Linked DNA regions of Mus musculus: region 1 is linked to region 2. The links are chromatin loops, found by intact Hi-C in ENCODE. Cell type or tissue: heart. All regions are shown on one strand.

Region 1 (8,000 bases), 260 kb after region 2:
GGACGTTCCCGCCCCACAGCTCCTGCAGGAGAGGTATGTGGCTATCATTCATTTAGGAGCAGCACCAAGCCTTCCCACATGCAAATAAGGTTTCCCCCAAGCTCTCAGTCCAAGACAATGAGAGGTACCTGCTTTTGAACCCTGAATCACTCCAAAACTGCATATAAATCCTACCCAGGGAATAAAAGGTGTGCAAGAACTACTCTATCCCATCCTCTGATTCCTTTGTTCCAAGAGATGTAAGAAATGGGAAGAGAACTTCTTTCCCAAAGCAGCACCTGTGGTTCACTGCACTCCTCACTAGATAGTCAGCTTCTCTTCAGCCCAGCCCAACCCAACCCAACTCAGTGCAGAGTGGCTCAGAGTTACCGAGTGACCTGGAAAGCATGGCAGAGACTTCGTCTCCCTGCCCGTACTTGCTTCCCTTCACCAAAACCCTTGCACCAGGTCTGGCCAGGGATCTCCGTGGAAAAAAACTCTGTTACCCAGGCCCACAGGTTTTGATCAAGTAGGGAAAAATGAACTCTTAAAGCTCACAAAAGAGGAGCAGAGAGGTTTGACCTGCCCACACCAATAAAACGTACACTCTTAAGTGATCCTCAGTGAAAACACTTGTGTGTATTATTCCACGTGGACAGGAACTTTATAAACATTGAAGGGTAGGGTGAGATTCAGGAGTATGTGCTTCTCATTGGCTCATTGTGAGAGGCTAAGGATGCTCTATTTGCATGGGGATGTACTCTATCTGTTTTCCCTAGGTGACTGATTGTCATGGTCACCCTCAGTGAGATGACATGGTCACATATTCCAGAGCAGGTAGAGGTAGGCAGGGAGTGGCCCTCAACCTTACCAGTTTTGTTAAGAGCAGCTTCTACTGCATTGAAAGCTCAAAATAAGTACATGTCACCAATGGATGGCTGCAGGGAATTCTCAGATTCTGGTGTCTAGCAAGGGTGTGTTTACTTGGGCCCAAGAAAGGCAACTGGATTAACTCCTGGGGACACAAGAGTTTGTTGACTAACTGAGCTAGGGTGGAGTTACCTAGATCCCTATGACTCCTGTCAGTCTGTCTTATCTCCTGCTGTTACAATGCCTTGGTGAAGGAGAGTCTGGAACCACCAGAAGCATCCATGTGTTTTTGATCATTTCCCAGGAAAGCTGTGCACTCCTGGTGTTTATGCTGTCTGTCAAAATACTAGCAGCTGTGAAATCGCCTGAATCATATATCACTCTGGCCAGCCTTTCCCCTGGAGACCTGGGCAGTGCTTTCAGGTTTTTTTTTCCATCACGCCTGAATAGAGATCTACCAGGCACCTGCATGTCCTCCATGCAGTTCCTCCCAGCACCCACTACACCTGAGTGGGAAACAGACTGAATTCCTCATCTTTGAGGAACATGCCTCCCAGTGATGAAACAAAATGTACAGAAATAAGGGAAACATGTCAGACGGTGAGGGTGCGCTAAAAACATGCACAAAGCCTGGAAAAAGATAGAGCCTGAAGTGTAAGCTTGTGCATGGAGAGAGTAAGGTTAGGACAGGATTCACCTAGACAACTGAGCAGAGCTTAGAGGATGAGGGAATTTGCCATATGAATGTGTGGTCAAAGGAGAAGCAGAGGCAAGGTCATGGGCCTGATATACACCAAAGAAAAGGATCCAGGTTCTTAGACTAAGGAGTAGACAAAATATGAGATGTTTTTAAGTGTCAGATTAGAAGCTATGTGTGGTGGTGAACCAAGTATTCATGAGGAGGAGGGATATGGATCTCTGTGAATTTGATGTGTTAAGGTGAGCCTGTCAACATGGTTTGTTTCAGGTCATCCATAATGAGGAGAGAGCAGGTGACAAGGGAAGAGGGAAAAGTGTTGAGATTAGGTTTCATGTTGGGGATCATTTAGTACCATCTTGGTCATCTGAGATTTCTAGAATATTTGTGATCTAGGTCCTATTGGTCTGTTACAAGGACCAGCCTCTGCTTGAAGAGGGGTTCTGAGAAAAGAGGTGTTTGGGATCACCAAAATATATGACGTGAAATCAAATTGTGAATCCATGCTGTTGACCTGTGTTCTGCTTCATCCAGCTTTTCAGGTCTGCTTCTCTCTATGTTCTACTTTCTATAATGAGGTTTCTCTGTCTATATTCTGCTTCCTTGCTACTCTAAAAGATCTCTCTGTCCATGCCATGCTGGTATGCATGTGTGTGTGCTTGTGTGCATACATGCTTGCATGGATGCCTGTGTGTCTCTTTTCCAAGCAGTTCCTAAAAAGATCCTCTGGGTACCTCATCTACTGCAAAACACAGTGCCAGTCTCTTATGATACATATCACTGCAGTCATTTACTCCAGGGTTTTTTTCTTATGAATCAGCATCCCATGACTAGGAGACTCTGCAGGTCCTAACAGCAATAGGAATAGAACAGATGTAAGCACAGCTACCTAGCAGGTTGCAGAAACACAGATATCAGCATGACTCTTTCCTGAAGACACAGACCTTGTCTTCCCTATGTATCTTGCACTCACTAATAAGTGGATATTAGCCCAGAAACATAGAATACCCAAGATACAATTTGCAAAACTCAAGTAAATCAAGAAGAAGGAAGACCAAAATGTGGATACTTCACTCCTCCTTAGAATAGTGAACAAAATACCCATGGAACGAGGTACAGAGACAAAAGTTAGAATTGAAATGAAAGGATGGACCATCCAGAGACTGTCCTACCTGGGGATCCATTCCATAATCAGCCACTAAAAGCAGATACTATTGCATATGCCAGCCAGATTTTGCTGAAAGGACCCTGATATAGCTGTCTCTAATGAGGCTATGCCAGTGGCTGGCAAATACAGAAGTGGATGCTCATAGTCATCTATTGGATGGAACACAGGGCCCCAAATGTAGGAGCTAGAAAAAGTACCCAAGAAGCTGAAGGGGTCTGCAACCCTATAGGTTGAACAAGAATATGAACTGACCAGAACCCCGAGAGCTCATGTCTCTAGCTGCATATGTACCAGAAGATGGCCCAGTTGGCCATCATTGGGAAGAGAGGCCCATTGGTCTTACAAACTTTATATGCCCCAATACAGGGAAAGCTATGGACAAAGAAATAGGAGCGGGTGGGTAGGGGAGCAGGGCCTGTGAAGGGTATAGGGGAGTTTCGAGATAGCATCTGAAATTTAAGTGAGGAAAATATCTAATAAAAAACTGAAAAAAAAAATCAGTCTCAAACTTTTGTTAAAATGGACACCAATCTTCACTTGACTAATTCCAATGATCAGTTTCTAGGCTGCTCATAACCAACCTATGTACATGTGGTATGAGGAACTGGTATCTATTTTTATGGTGGTAGTATAATTTTTGTTGTTATTGTTGTTGTTATTAGTTTTCCTGTGTGGTATCATTCAATACTGTGGAGAAACCCACAAGAATCTTACTCGTGACTACATAATCCACACTTGCTTTGAACTTGCAAGCATCTACCTCTTCCTAGGACCATAGGTTTGAGCCATCAGACTTGGCTTGTTTCCTTCTTCAGTGAACATTTCTTCAGTGGCTTCCAGGAAACTGAGCTCCCCTGACCTCCATCCACTCCTCAGGAAGTTCCCTCTCTGTCTCTGTCCTTGGCTACTTTTTAGTTGGCCATTTCTCCAGAAGCTGAGGTGTACCTAGTCCTGGCACATTCACTCCTGGGATGATTTCACCCTGTGACAGGACTTTACATTGGCCCCAGACCAGTGGATCTGAACTCAATTTCTCACCTGTGCAAACACCTCTGTAGCACTGGCCAGTTGTGTAAAAAGGGAATCAGATAGACTGAATTGTAAATTGTGTGTGCCGTCACATTCCTACATCCCAGTTTAGAGGTCAGGTGTGGTGACAGGTGGGAGCATCCACGTGGAGATGGGGTGGGGTTCAGAAGAGGTGTGGGATATGGTGCACTCAGAGGATAGATGGTGAGGGGCAGGGAATGGAATGTGGAGTGTAAAGAATTAATTACAAATAAAATTAAATTAAAAAGGGAATAATTGTCTGGCTAAACATTTATCATCTGTCACAGCTCTACAGTTTCATGAAAAGTTGAAAACACTAACTTTTTGTGACTATGTTATTAGTAACGTTTGTATAGATAAACCCAGTTAATATTTTATCTTCTGTCCTTGCACCTATAGTAAATTGTTAGTTCCCTTCCTTTGACCTTTGGTTAATGGTTTTAAAACCTCTTAGAATGTTTTAAGTTGGAGAAATCCTGCTTACTATCTCAGAAGCAAATAACTCATGACACCTGAAGATTGGCAGAGTTCTAATTGCAATTTTGACATCAGGAAAGATTTGATAGCAATCTTTTTATAAAAGAGCTTCATAATTACTATAATTTTAAGAATTCTGATAAAATAATCATTAAGAATTATGGAATCAACTATTTGTCTATGTAACATCACTACAAGACAGTATTTCTTCATAGTTCTACTCAGATTTGTTCATAAGGTTGAACTAATACCTATTGATATATATATATATACATACAAATATATATATATATATATACATACAAATATATGTATACATACAAATATATATACATACAAATATATATATATATACAAATATGAAAACAGGAAACATATATTAATAGCAGGAAGATTTTCTAAAGTGAATTTGTTCTGGGCCTTGGCTTAAGGAGCAAACCTGTCATAGATTTTAATCTCAGGTGGATCCATCTCAGGAAGATCACCTGCTTGTTTTCAGCTTCCCCTTGAATGGATCCTGGCAGAACAACATGTACACATCAGTTATGGGAACTGATATTAGAATTAGCCATTAGAAGGTTGGTATTCATCTTGTCAACATGATTTGAGGGTGAACATTGTTGAGTTCTTTAAAGTAAACCACAAGGAGGAACTAAAGTCCTTGAATGTGGACAGCTGGTTCCAAGCTCTTTCAGATACCATGCTTATTAAAGCCAGGCTCAAAGGCTGTGTGTGTGTGTGTGTGTGTGTGTGTGTGTGTGTGTGTGTGTGTGATATAAAAGAATTCAGATTTCTATATGACTTTGCTAAGCACAGACTGTAAGATAGTTAGGTGGGATCCTAATCGGAAATTAACATTTCTAACATGCCAGACCGTAACCTTGCACTGTTCCTGGCTGTTACTGAACTCAGGAATCTTTCTTCTTTTGGAAACATAAACAACAGCAAAAAAAAAAAAAAGAAAGAAACAAAGAAAGAAAGAAAGAAAGAAAGAAAGAAAGAAAGAGAGAGAGAAAGAGAGAGAAAGAAAGAAAACCACTTAGCTGGGTGGGATCTCCTGTGAGCAACACTCCCTTAATCTCTTTATCTTTTTCCTAGTAATTGCCTGAACAGTTGACCTAGCACATGGCTACTTTTTTTACTTTAGATTCATGAAGCCCCTTATAAAATTCATTTTGGACAAGTCCCTTCCGCCCCACTCCAGCACCGGGGTACCTTGCCAGCGGAGACGCCCGACACCCGCAAGGGCCCACACAGGATTCCCCACGGGATCCTAAGACCTCTGGTGACTGGAACACAGCGTCTGCCCCAATCCAATCGCGCAGAACCTGAGACTGTGGTAAATAGGGAAGCAGACTACTTGGGCCTGACCTGGGGCACAAGTCCCTTCCGCCCCACTCAAGCACCGGGGTACCTTGCCAGCGGAGTCGCCCGACACCCGCAAGGGCCCACACGGGATTCTCCACGGGAGCCTAAGACCTCTAGTGAGTGGAACACAACTTCTGCCAGGAGGCAGGTTCGAACACCAGATATTTGGGGACCTTCCCTGCAAGAAGAGAGCTTGCCTGCAGAGAATACTCTGCCCACTGAAACTAAGGAGAGAGCTAGCCTCCCAGGTCTGCTTATAGAGGCTAACAGAGTCACCTGAAAAACAAGCTCTTACCAGAGACAACTATAACAGCTATCCTCAGAGATTACCAGATGGCGAAAGGCAAACGTAAGAATCCTACTAACAGAAATCAAGACAACTCACCATCATCAGAACGCAGCACTCCCACCCCACCTAGTCCTGGGCACCCCAACACGACCGAAAATCTAGACCCAGATTTAAAAACAATTCTCATGATGATGATAGAGGACATCAAGAAGGACTTTCATAAGTCACTTAAAGAATTACAGGAGAGCACTGCTAAAGAGTTACAGGCCCTTAAAGAAAAGCAGGAAAACACAACCAAACAGGTAGAAGTCCTTAAAGAAAAACAGGAAAACACATCCAAACAGGTGATGGAAATGAACAAAACCATACTAGAACTAAAAAGGGAAGTAGACACAATAAAGAAAACCCAAAGCGAGGCAACGCTGGAGATAGAAACCCTAGGAAAGAGATCTGGAACCATAGATGCGAGCATCAGCAACAGAATACAAGAAATGGAAGAGAGAATCTCAGGTGCAGAAGATTCCATAGAGAACATCAACACAACAGTCAAAGAAAGTACTCTACCCAACTCATTCTTTGAAGCCACAATTACTCTGATACCTAAACCACAGAAAGACCCAACAAAGGTAGAGAACTTCAAACCAATTTCCCTTATGAATATCCATGCAAAAATACTCAATAAATTTCTCACTAACCGAATCCAAGAACACAACAAAACAAACATCCATACTGACCAAGTAGGTTTCATCCCAGGGATGCACAGATGGTTCAGTATTTGGAAATCCATCAACGTAATCCAGTATATAAAAAACTCAAAGACAAAAACCACAAGATCATCTCATTGGACGCAGAGAAAGTATTTGACAAAATCCAACACCCATTCAAGATAAAAGTCGTAGAAACATCAGGAATTCAAGGCCCATACCTAAACATGATAGAAGCAATCTAGACCAAACCAGTAGATAACATCAAATTAAATGGTGAGAAGCTGGAAGCAATCCCACTAAAATCAGGGACTATACAAAGCTGCACACTTACTCCCTCCCTATTCAACAATGTACTTGAAGTCCTAGACAGAGCAATTCGACAACAAAAGGAGATCAAGGGGATAAAAATTGGAAAGGAAGAAGTCAAAATATCACTTTTTGCAGATGATATGTTAGTATATATAAATGACCCTAAAAGTTCTACCAGAAAACTCCTAAAACTGATAAACAGCTTCAATGAAGTAGCTGGATATAAAATTAACTAAAACAAGTCAATGACCTTTCTGTACACAAACGATAAACAGGCTGAGAAAGAAATTAGGGAAACAACACCCTTCTCAATAGTCACAAATAATATAAAATACATTGGCGTGACTTTAACTAAGGAAGTGAAAGATCTGTATGATAAGAACTTCAAGTCTCTGAAGAAAGAAATTAAAGAAGATCTCAGAAGATGGAAAGATCTCCTATGCTCATGGATTGGCAGGAACAATATAGTAAAAATGGCTATCTTGCCGAAAGCAATCTACAGATTCAACGCAATCCCCATCAAAATTCCAACTCAATTTTTCAATGAATTAGAAAGGGCAATCTGAAAATTCATCTGGAATAACAAAAACCTAGGATAGCAAAAACTCTCCTCAAGGATAAAAGACCCTCTGGTGGAATCACCATGCCTGACCTAAAGCTGTACTACAGAGCAATTGTGATTAAAAACTGCATGGTACTGGTATAGTGACAGACAAGTAGACCAATGGAATAGAATTGAGGACCCAGAAATGAACCCACAGATCTGTGGTCACTTGATCCTTGACAAGGGATCCAAAACCATCCAGTGAAAAAAAGACAGCATTTTCAACGAATGGTGCTGGCACATTTGGTGGTTATCATGTAGAAGAATGCAAATTGATCCATTCCTATCTCCTTGTACTAAGGTCAAATCTAAGTGGATTAAGGAACTCCACATTAAACCAGAGACTCGGAAACTTATAATGGAGAAAGTAGGGAAAATCATGAAAGATATGGGTACAGGGGAAAAATTCCTGAATAGAAAAGCAATGGCTTGTGCTGTAAAATTGAGAATCAACAAATGTCTGACATCTATTAAGTACATGG
Region 2 (8,000 bases):
AGGAGTTGCTCTCCAAAACCAGAGAGCCTGGACTTACTGACTACTGAACAAGAAGGGACTTGTGTTTTGCTGAGGGAGAAATGTCGCTTTTATGTCAATGAATCTGGGCTGGTAAAAGAAGATATACAAATGCTCAAAGAACTCTGAAAGAACCTCCAGGCACTCTATACTCCAAACACCCCTAGCCTTTGGTATTCTAACCCCATGATAGTCTGAGTTCTTCCCCTCCATGGCCCTATACTAGCCATTGGAGTCTGGCTTCTCTTGACACCCTGTCTCATTCAGTTTTCAAAGCAGCAGATGAGTATCCTTGCAAAAATCACTACCAATCAGATCATGGTTCAGTATCAGACTGTTCTCTACATAGGAGACAGTTATTCTGGTGACACCTCTCCCTTATGAAAAGAAAAAGGGGGATTTGTGGGGCACTGGGCTGCACACAGACATCTTAGTCTCCAGTGAAGTAAAGGTCTAGAACCCCAGGGTCCCGATAGGTGGTAATTTCCACCTACGTAGGAAGGAAGGTGTTTGATCATGTCTCCTGCATCCCTGACTCCTGTCGAAGTTACCGCCCCACAGCCCCTGCAGGAGCGGTGTGTGGATATCAGTCACTTAGGAGTAGCACCAAGCCTTGCCACATGCAAATAAAGGTTTCCCCCAAGCTCTTAGTCCAAGGCAATGAGAGGTACCTGCTGTTGATCCCTGAATCACCCACAAAACTGTATATAAATCCTATCCAGGGAATTGAAGGTGTGCAAGAACTACTCTATCCCATCGTCTGAGTCCTTTGTTCCAAGAGCTGTCACACGTGGGAAGAGAACTTCTTTCCCAAAGCTCCACCTGTGGTTCGCTGCACTCCTCACTGGATAGACAGCTTCTCTTCAGCCCAGCCCAACCCAACCCAACTCAGTGCAGAGTGGCTTAGTGTTACTGAGAGACCTGGAAAGCATGGCAGAAAATTTGTCTCCCTGCCCATACTTGCTTCCCTTCACCAAAACTCTTGCACCAGGCCTGGCCAGGGATCTCCATGGAAAAACTCTGTTACCCAGGCCCACAGGTTTTGATCAAGTAGGGGAAAATGAAGTCTTAAAACTCACAAAAGAGAGACAGAGATGTTTTACCTGCCCACACCAATAAAATGTACACTCTCACGTGATCCTCAGCGAAAACACATGTGTGTATTATTCCACGTGGACAGGAACTTTATAAAAATTGAAGGGTAGGGTGGGATTCAGGAGTTCATGCTTCCCATTGGCTCATTGTGAGAGGCTAAGGATGCTCTATTTGCATGGGGAAGCACTCTAGCTGTTTTCCCTAGGTGACTGATTGTCATGGTCACCCTCAGTGGGATGACATGGTCACTTATTCCAGAGCAGGTAGAGGTGGGCAGGGAGTAGCCCTCAACCTTACCAGTTTTGTTAAGAGCAGCTTCTACTGCATTGTAAGCTCAAAATAAATAAACGTCACCAATGGATGGATGTAGGGAATGCTCAGATTCTGGTGTCCAGCAAGGGTGTGTTTACTTGGGCCCAAGAAAGGCAACTGGATTAACTCCTGAGGACACAAGAGTTTGTTGACTAACTGAGCTAGGGTGGAGTTACCTAGATCCCTATGTCTCCTGTCAGTCTGTCTTTCTCTCCTGCTGTTAGAATGCCTTGGTGCAGGAGAGTCTGGAGCCACCATCAGATTCAGGTCCAATAACTCTAGTATTTTGGCATAATTTAGGTGAGTGAGGAGTAGATGGGCACAGAGCAGGGGGCCCACTTCCTTTCACCAAATTGGTTCAATTCTGAAGAGCAAGTTCTATAAAGCATTTGAGATTTGGAGGCTACTTGGCACCAGAAGGGAAGCATCATGTGTTTTTGATCATTTCCCAAGAAAGCTGTGCACTCCTGGTGTTTATGCTATCTGTCAAAATACTAGCAGCTGTGCATCGCCTGAAGCATCTAAAACTCAAGCCACCCTGCTCCTGGAGAGCTAGGCTTTTTCCCCAGCACACCTGAATAGAGATCTACCAGGCACCTGAATGTCCTCCACACAGTTACCCCCCAGCACCCACTACACCTGAGTGGGAAACAGACTGAATTCCTCATCTTCATGGAACATGCCTCCCAGTGATGAAACAAAATCTACAGAAATAAGGGAAACATGTCAGACAGTGCGGGTGCACTAAAAACATGCACTAAGCCCGGAAAAAAGATAGAGTCTGAGGTGTAAGCTTGTGCATGGAGAGAGTAAGGTTAGGGCAGGATTCACCTAGACAACTGAGCAGAGCTTAGAGGATGAGGGAATTTGCCATATGAATGTGTGGTCAAAGGAGAAGCAGAGGCAAAGGTCATGGGCCTGATATACACCAAAGGAAAGGATCCAGGTTCTTAGGCTAAGGAGTGGCCAAAATATAAGGTGTTTTAAAGTGTCAGTTTAGAAGCTAGGTGTGGTGGTGAAACAAGTATTCATGAGGATGAGGTAGATGGATCTCTGTGCATTTGATGTGTTAAGATATGCCTGTCAATGTGGTTAGTTTCAGGTCATCCAGAATGAGGAGGTAGCAGTGGGCAAGGGAAGAGGGAAAAGTGTTAAGGTTAGGTTTCATGTTGGGGATCATTTAGTCCCATCTTGGTCATCTGAGATTTCTATATTATGTGTGACCTAGGTCCTATTGGTCTGTTTCCAAGGACCACCCTCTGCTTTGAGAGAGGTTCTGAGAAAAGAGGGGTTTGGGATCACCAAAAAAAAAAAAAAATGGCGTGAAATGAAATTGTGAATCCAAGCTGATGACCTGTGTTCTGCTTGATCCAGCTTTTCAGGTCTGCTTCTCTCTATGTTCTACTTTCTATCAGGAGGTTTCTCTGTCTATATGATGTTTGCTTGCTAATCAAAAAGATCTCTCTGTCCATGCCATGCTTGCGTGCATGTGTGTGTGCTTGTGTGCGTACATGTCTGCATGCATGCCTGTGTGTCTTGTCTCCAAACAGTTCCTAAAAAGATTCTCTGGGTACCTCATCTACTGCAAAACACAGTGCCCGTCTCTTATGATACATATCACTGCAGTCATTTACCCCAGGTTTTCCTTTTGATTTTCTTATGAAACAGCGTCCCATGACGAGGAGACAGCAAATATATATATATATATATATATATATATATATATATATATATATATATATGTTTTAAAAGAATTTGGAGTTCTATATGACTTTGTTAAACACAGACTATAGGATAGTTGGGTGGGATCCTACCCTGAAATTAACATTTCTAACATGTCTGACCCAAACCTTGCACTGTCCCAGGCTGATGTTGAACTCAGGAATCTTTCTTCTTTTGGAATCATAAACAACAGAAAAAAAATGTGGGATCTCCTGTGAGCAACACTCCCTTTTATCTCTTTATCTTTTTCCTAGTAATTGCCTAACAAGTTGATTTACCACATGGCTGCTTTTTTTATTTTAGATTCATGAAGCCCCTCATAAAATTCATTTTGCTTCCTTATTTTTTGCTTAGTTGAGAAATTATTTTCAAATATATGTTTCTAGGGTTCTTTTCCATAGCCTTAAGGGCAGTCCTGAAGGTTACAACATTTACCATTTTGCTGAGATATCACCGCACCCTCAGTTCCTGGACATGCACTGTTTGTGGCCATCATGGAGTCATTAACATTAACAGGAAGGATATTCCTTGGAAAGAAAGAGTCCTTCACTGATAGTGGGACCACAAAATATGCATATCATTAAAAACAAGCCTTTTGCCTACAGTAGCCATTGACATTCTCAAAGGCTTACACAGGGCCCTGTTGCAGGGATGGGAACTATGTCACTCTATCCAAACCAGGGCCAAACTGGTCCAAGCAGGTAAAGGGGAATGATGGCCATATGACTGTTTGGAGTGGAGGTCCAGGAGCTGTTTCTAAGGAGGATTTCAAATGATGCAGTGTAGCATCCTTTATGGTAAGGATTAATTTTGATGAAAGGGGTATTCGTCCTGGGGCAAAATTATAGTTCTTCTATTTAGAGGGGTACAAAATAAATAAATAAGAGCAAAAATCATTTAGACAGCTCTTCTGTGCTGAGACACATATGAGAGAAAGAGGCACAGTTCAATTCCTTCAGGACCCTAAAATAGCCATATTGAAATCTTTACTTATAAAATGGAAGCATCATATAAAGTCCTTAGAGGACAGAAGAGCAGCTTTCCAGTCTGTTCTAAGAACAAAATACATACCAGTCAAGTTGGTTTTGCTTCAGGGAATGCTCAGGCTGTGGCACCTGCCCTGAAGGGGCGTGGTCACCTCAAACTCTGCAAGGTACCCTGATTGCCAGTCAGGGACACAAGCACTCATTGATGTCACTGAGCTAAGATGGTGTTACCTTGCTCCCTGTGGATCCTTTCTGTCTGTCTTCTGTCTTGGTGTTGTGATGCCGAGTTGCCTGTGGCTCTGGACCCTGAGTCAGAATCAGTCCCACAACATCCAGTGATCAAGATTCAAGTAGGTGAGTAAGGAATATATTGGCACATGGCAGGCAACTCCCCTCCTGTTGTGGATTCATATCTGCAAAGCCAAAGCTGGAAGGGCCAGGAATTGGTATTTGAGGGTGCTCTACAATGAAGGGAAGGGGTCCATATGCCTTTTCTGAGCCCTCAGGAAGAGCTGTATATGTTGTCTTTATTAAAATCCTAGCAGCTGAGACATCAGCCTGCAGTGTTTCACAGGTCATCTTGTCCATGCAGAGCTCCCTCAGGGCAGCTCACTCAGGCTTTCATTCCTTCACATCTGAATAGAGATCTACTGGGCACCTGCATATCCTTCACACAGTTACTTCATAGCATCTACTACACCTGAGCATTAAGTGGTCTTCATCCTTCTGGAACTTTAATCCATAAATCCTGATTCTATACAGTAGCTCTCCTCCCTTTGTACAGTTCCTGAAATGTGCCTGGGCCTTATACCTTTTCACCTATCATAGGAGGAAAAGAAAGGAGGGGAAACATATAAAGAAGTAGGGAAACATGTCAAAACCAACATAAAGCCTGGAAGAAGATTGAGCCTGAGGTGTAAGCTTGTGCTTCTTCTGAACAAATTAGGGCAGGATTCACGCAAGAATGAAAACTGAGCAGAGCTGAAGTGGATGAGGGAAGATACCATATGGATGTGTAGTCAAAGGAACAGCAAATGGAAAGACCATGACCATATGTGTCCAAATGAGTCATAGAGGGAGCAGAGGGATCAAGAGGAGAGAGACTGGACACACCTGCTGGGGCTTTTAAGACTAGTGTAAGAACTCAGAATTGGACCTGGAACTTGTGAGGAGATGGGTAGCAGAATGTGCCTGCTTTACATTTTAAATAATTGTTCTAAGGCCATGGTGGTAGTTAGAGCCTGAATAGAGCTAGTTTAGGAAAGTAATTCCTCAGCACTCAGGAGGCAGAGGCAGGAGGATCTCTATAAATTTGAGGCCTGCCTGTTCTTCACCTTGAATGGAAGGTCAGCCAAAGCTACATGAGACTAGGTCATGTACAGTTAAAATTATAATAAAATGTAAGTGTTGTTCTATCTGTGACAATACATGGCCATGCAGGCCCTTCCATTGATCACTGAAACAAAGCTGTGGCTGTGATCTCTGGAGAGAAGACCTCATTAAAATTAAAGGGATTGAGGGACAGTCGAATGAGATCACAAAGAAGTCTGATGCTTGTCAACAGGGACAACAGGTGTTTTCTCATGTTTCTTGATAGACTCGGGCTTATTAGCTGTGAAGGTTCATTCTCTTCAAAAATCTTCTCAAGGAGATTCCCCATATAACATTAAGCTTAGTGGCCTGTTGGTCCTGGAGAATCCCTGGATTTACCCCTGTTGCTAGGCAGTTGATTTACTTTTTCCTCCTATGATAGCTGAAAAGGAATAAGGGCCAGGTACATTCCAGGAACTAAAGAAAGGGAAGAGAGAGACTGTATAGTGTCAGGATTGATGGATTAAAGGTATGAGAACATGTCTGTCTTGTCCCACAAGTGTCCTCATTTCTGTTGTAGTTGCTGTGTTAAGAAAAGATTGTAGATGTCACAGGAGCTGCAAGGGGACACTTCAGACCTTAAACTCCAGAGATGCAAGTAACTCAGAGCTGTACAGTGACAGGTGTTTGGTAACATGAAGTGTGGTTAAGTGGTGGGACTTTAACACATTTGAGAGTGGCAACAAGGGTTTAGATATGGACTGAGAGGTGAAGGGGGAGAGATGATACCACAGTTTTTTGGTTGAAACAATTTGAAAGTGAAGTTTTTTACCAAGGTTGGGTAGCTTGGAGGGTGAGCACAACTGAGACATTCTCTCTCTCTCTCTCTCTCTCTCTCTCTCTCTCTCTCTCTCTCTCTCTCCCTGTTTGTGTGTGTGTGTGTGTGTGTGTGTGTGTGTGTGTGTTTGTGCATGTGTGACACATTTCAACACATGAAAGAATCAGAGAACATTTCTCTTGAGTCAATTCTTTCATTATCACATATGGATCCCAGGGATTGAACTCAGAACATTATGCTTGGTAGTGCAAGTCTTTACTCATTTGTGACACTACAACTTGGCTATGGTCTTCTTTAATTCCATATAGCCTGAGGTAACCTAGAATTCTCTGTGTAGCCAAGGATTCCCTTGATCTCCTACTTCCAAATTGTTGGGTTTAACATCATATGCCTGGCTAACTTAGTTTTTGTAGACAGTGTCTCATATAGCATGGGTTGTCCTTTATCTTGATATATAGTATAGAATTCCTTTTTTACTTTCTCTCTATTTTATTTAAATTTGCAATTTTATTTTAAGGCAAGGTCTCACTGTGTAGCCACAGCTTTCCTGGATCTCACTATGTAGTCCAGGCTAGCCTCAAATCCCGTGATTCCCTAGCATCTGCCTTCTTAGTGCTGCCAATACAGGTGCCCCAAGTCCAAAGTTCTAAAGGTAACCTTGGAATCTTGCTCCTCTTGTGCTTTCCAAGATGTAGGGTTGCAGAAAAAGGTACCACTATCACCAGATCATTGTATTTTCTGGGGGAAGAGCACTGTGTTTTAAAGCCAGGCTCACTGGTGTGTATTCTAGGCTAAGTGAACACAGGAAACCATTGTCCCACCTGTGGTGTACTGGGATGTGGCATGTGATGGCACCCCCAATTTACAAATCATTCAATCTGATTCCCTTTTTACACAACTGGCCAGTGCTACAGAGGTGTTTGCACAGGTGAGACATCGAGTTCAGATCTACTGGTCTGGGGCTTACTTAAAGTCCTGTCACAGGGTGAAGTCATCCCAGGAGTGACTATGCCAGGAGTAGGGACACCTCAGTTTCTTGAGAAGGAATGGCCAACCAAAACACAGCCCAGGACAGAGACAGTGAGGGAACTGCCTGTGGGGTGTAGGAAGGTCAGGAGAGCTCAATGTCCTGGAAGCCACTGAGAAATGTTCCCTGAAGAAGGAAACAAGCCAAGTCTGATGGCTCAAATCTATGACCCCAGAAAGAGGTAGATGCCTGCAATTTCAAGGCAAATGTGGATTATTCAGTTGCTAGTAAGATTCTTGTGAGTTTCTCCACAGTATTGGATGATACCCCATATGAAAAACTGATAACAATAACAAAACACCAATAACAACAAAATTATGCTACCACCATAAAAGTAGATAGCAGTTCATCATACCACATGTACATAGGTCGGTTATGAGCAGCCTGGAAACTGATCATTGAAATTAGTTAAGTGAATATTGGTATCCATTTTAACAAAATAGTTTGAGACTGATATTTTTTCAATATTTTTATTAGCTATTTTCCTAATTTACATTTCAAATGCTATACCAAGATTGGCCTATATCCTTCACACACCCTGCTCACCCACCCACCTCGATTTTATTTCTTGGTGCAGGCCTGCCCCTGTATTGGGGCATATAAAATTTGCAAGACCAAGGGGCCTCTCTTCTCAATGATGGCTGACTGGGCCATCTTCTGCTACATATGCATCTCTGGGGGTACTGGTTAG

Evidence for each region. A loop is a pair of places that touch in the nucleus more often than their neighbours do. Peaks named below come from ENCODE experiments on the same cell type or tissue, not always from the same donor. Only the 100,000 strongest peaks of a DNase experiment are listed, where the experiment ranks them.
Region 1: a loop joins it to region 2, with 11 times the contacts of the local background. A loop is called at or near these places in 15 of 42 quality-filtered maps.

The regions. Positions count from the first base shown.
Region 1 is chr4:121,357,683-121,365,682 of GRCm38, reverse strand. No RefSeq gene overlaps it. Among named protein-coding and RNA genes, the nearest start is that of Gm12888, 37 kb to the right of the region's middle. In heart, no CTCF peak of the experiment used is centred here; no DNase peak of the experiment used is centred here.
Region 2 is chr4:121,618,458-121,626,457 of GRCm38, reverse strand. Gm12887 (predicted gene 12887) reads left to right here and starts at 4,333. Exons shown (of 4, transcript NM_001099309.1): 1 at 4,333-4,487. The coding sequence starts at 4,355. In heart, no CTCF peak of the experiment used is centred here; no DNase peak of the experiment used is centred here.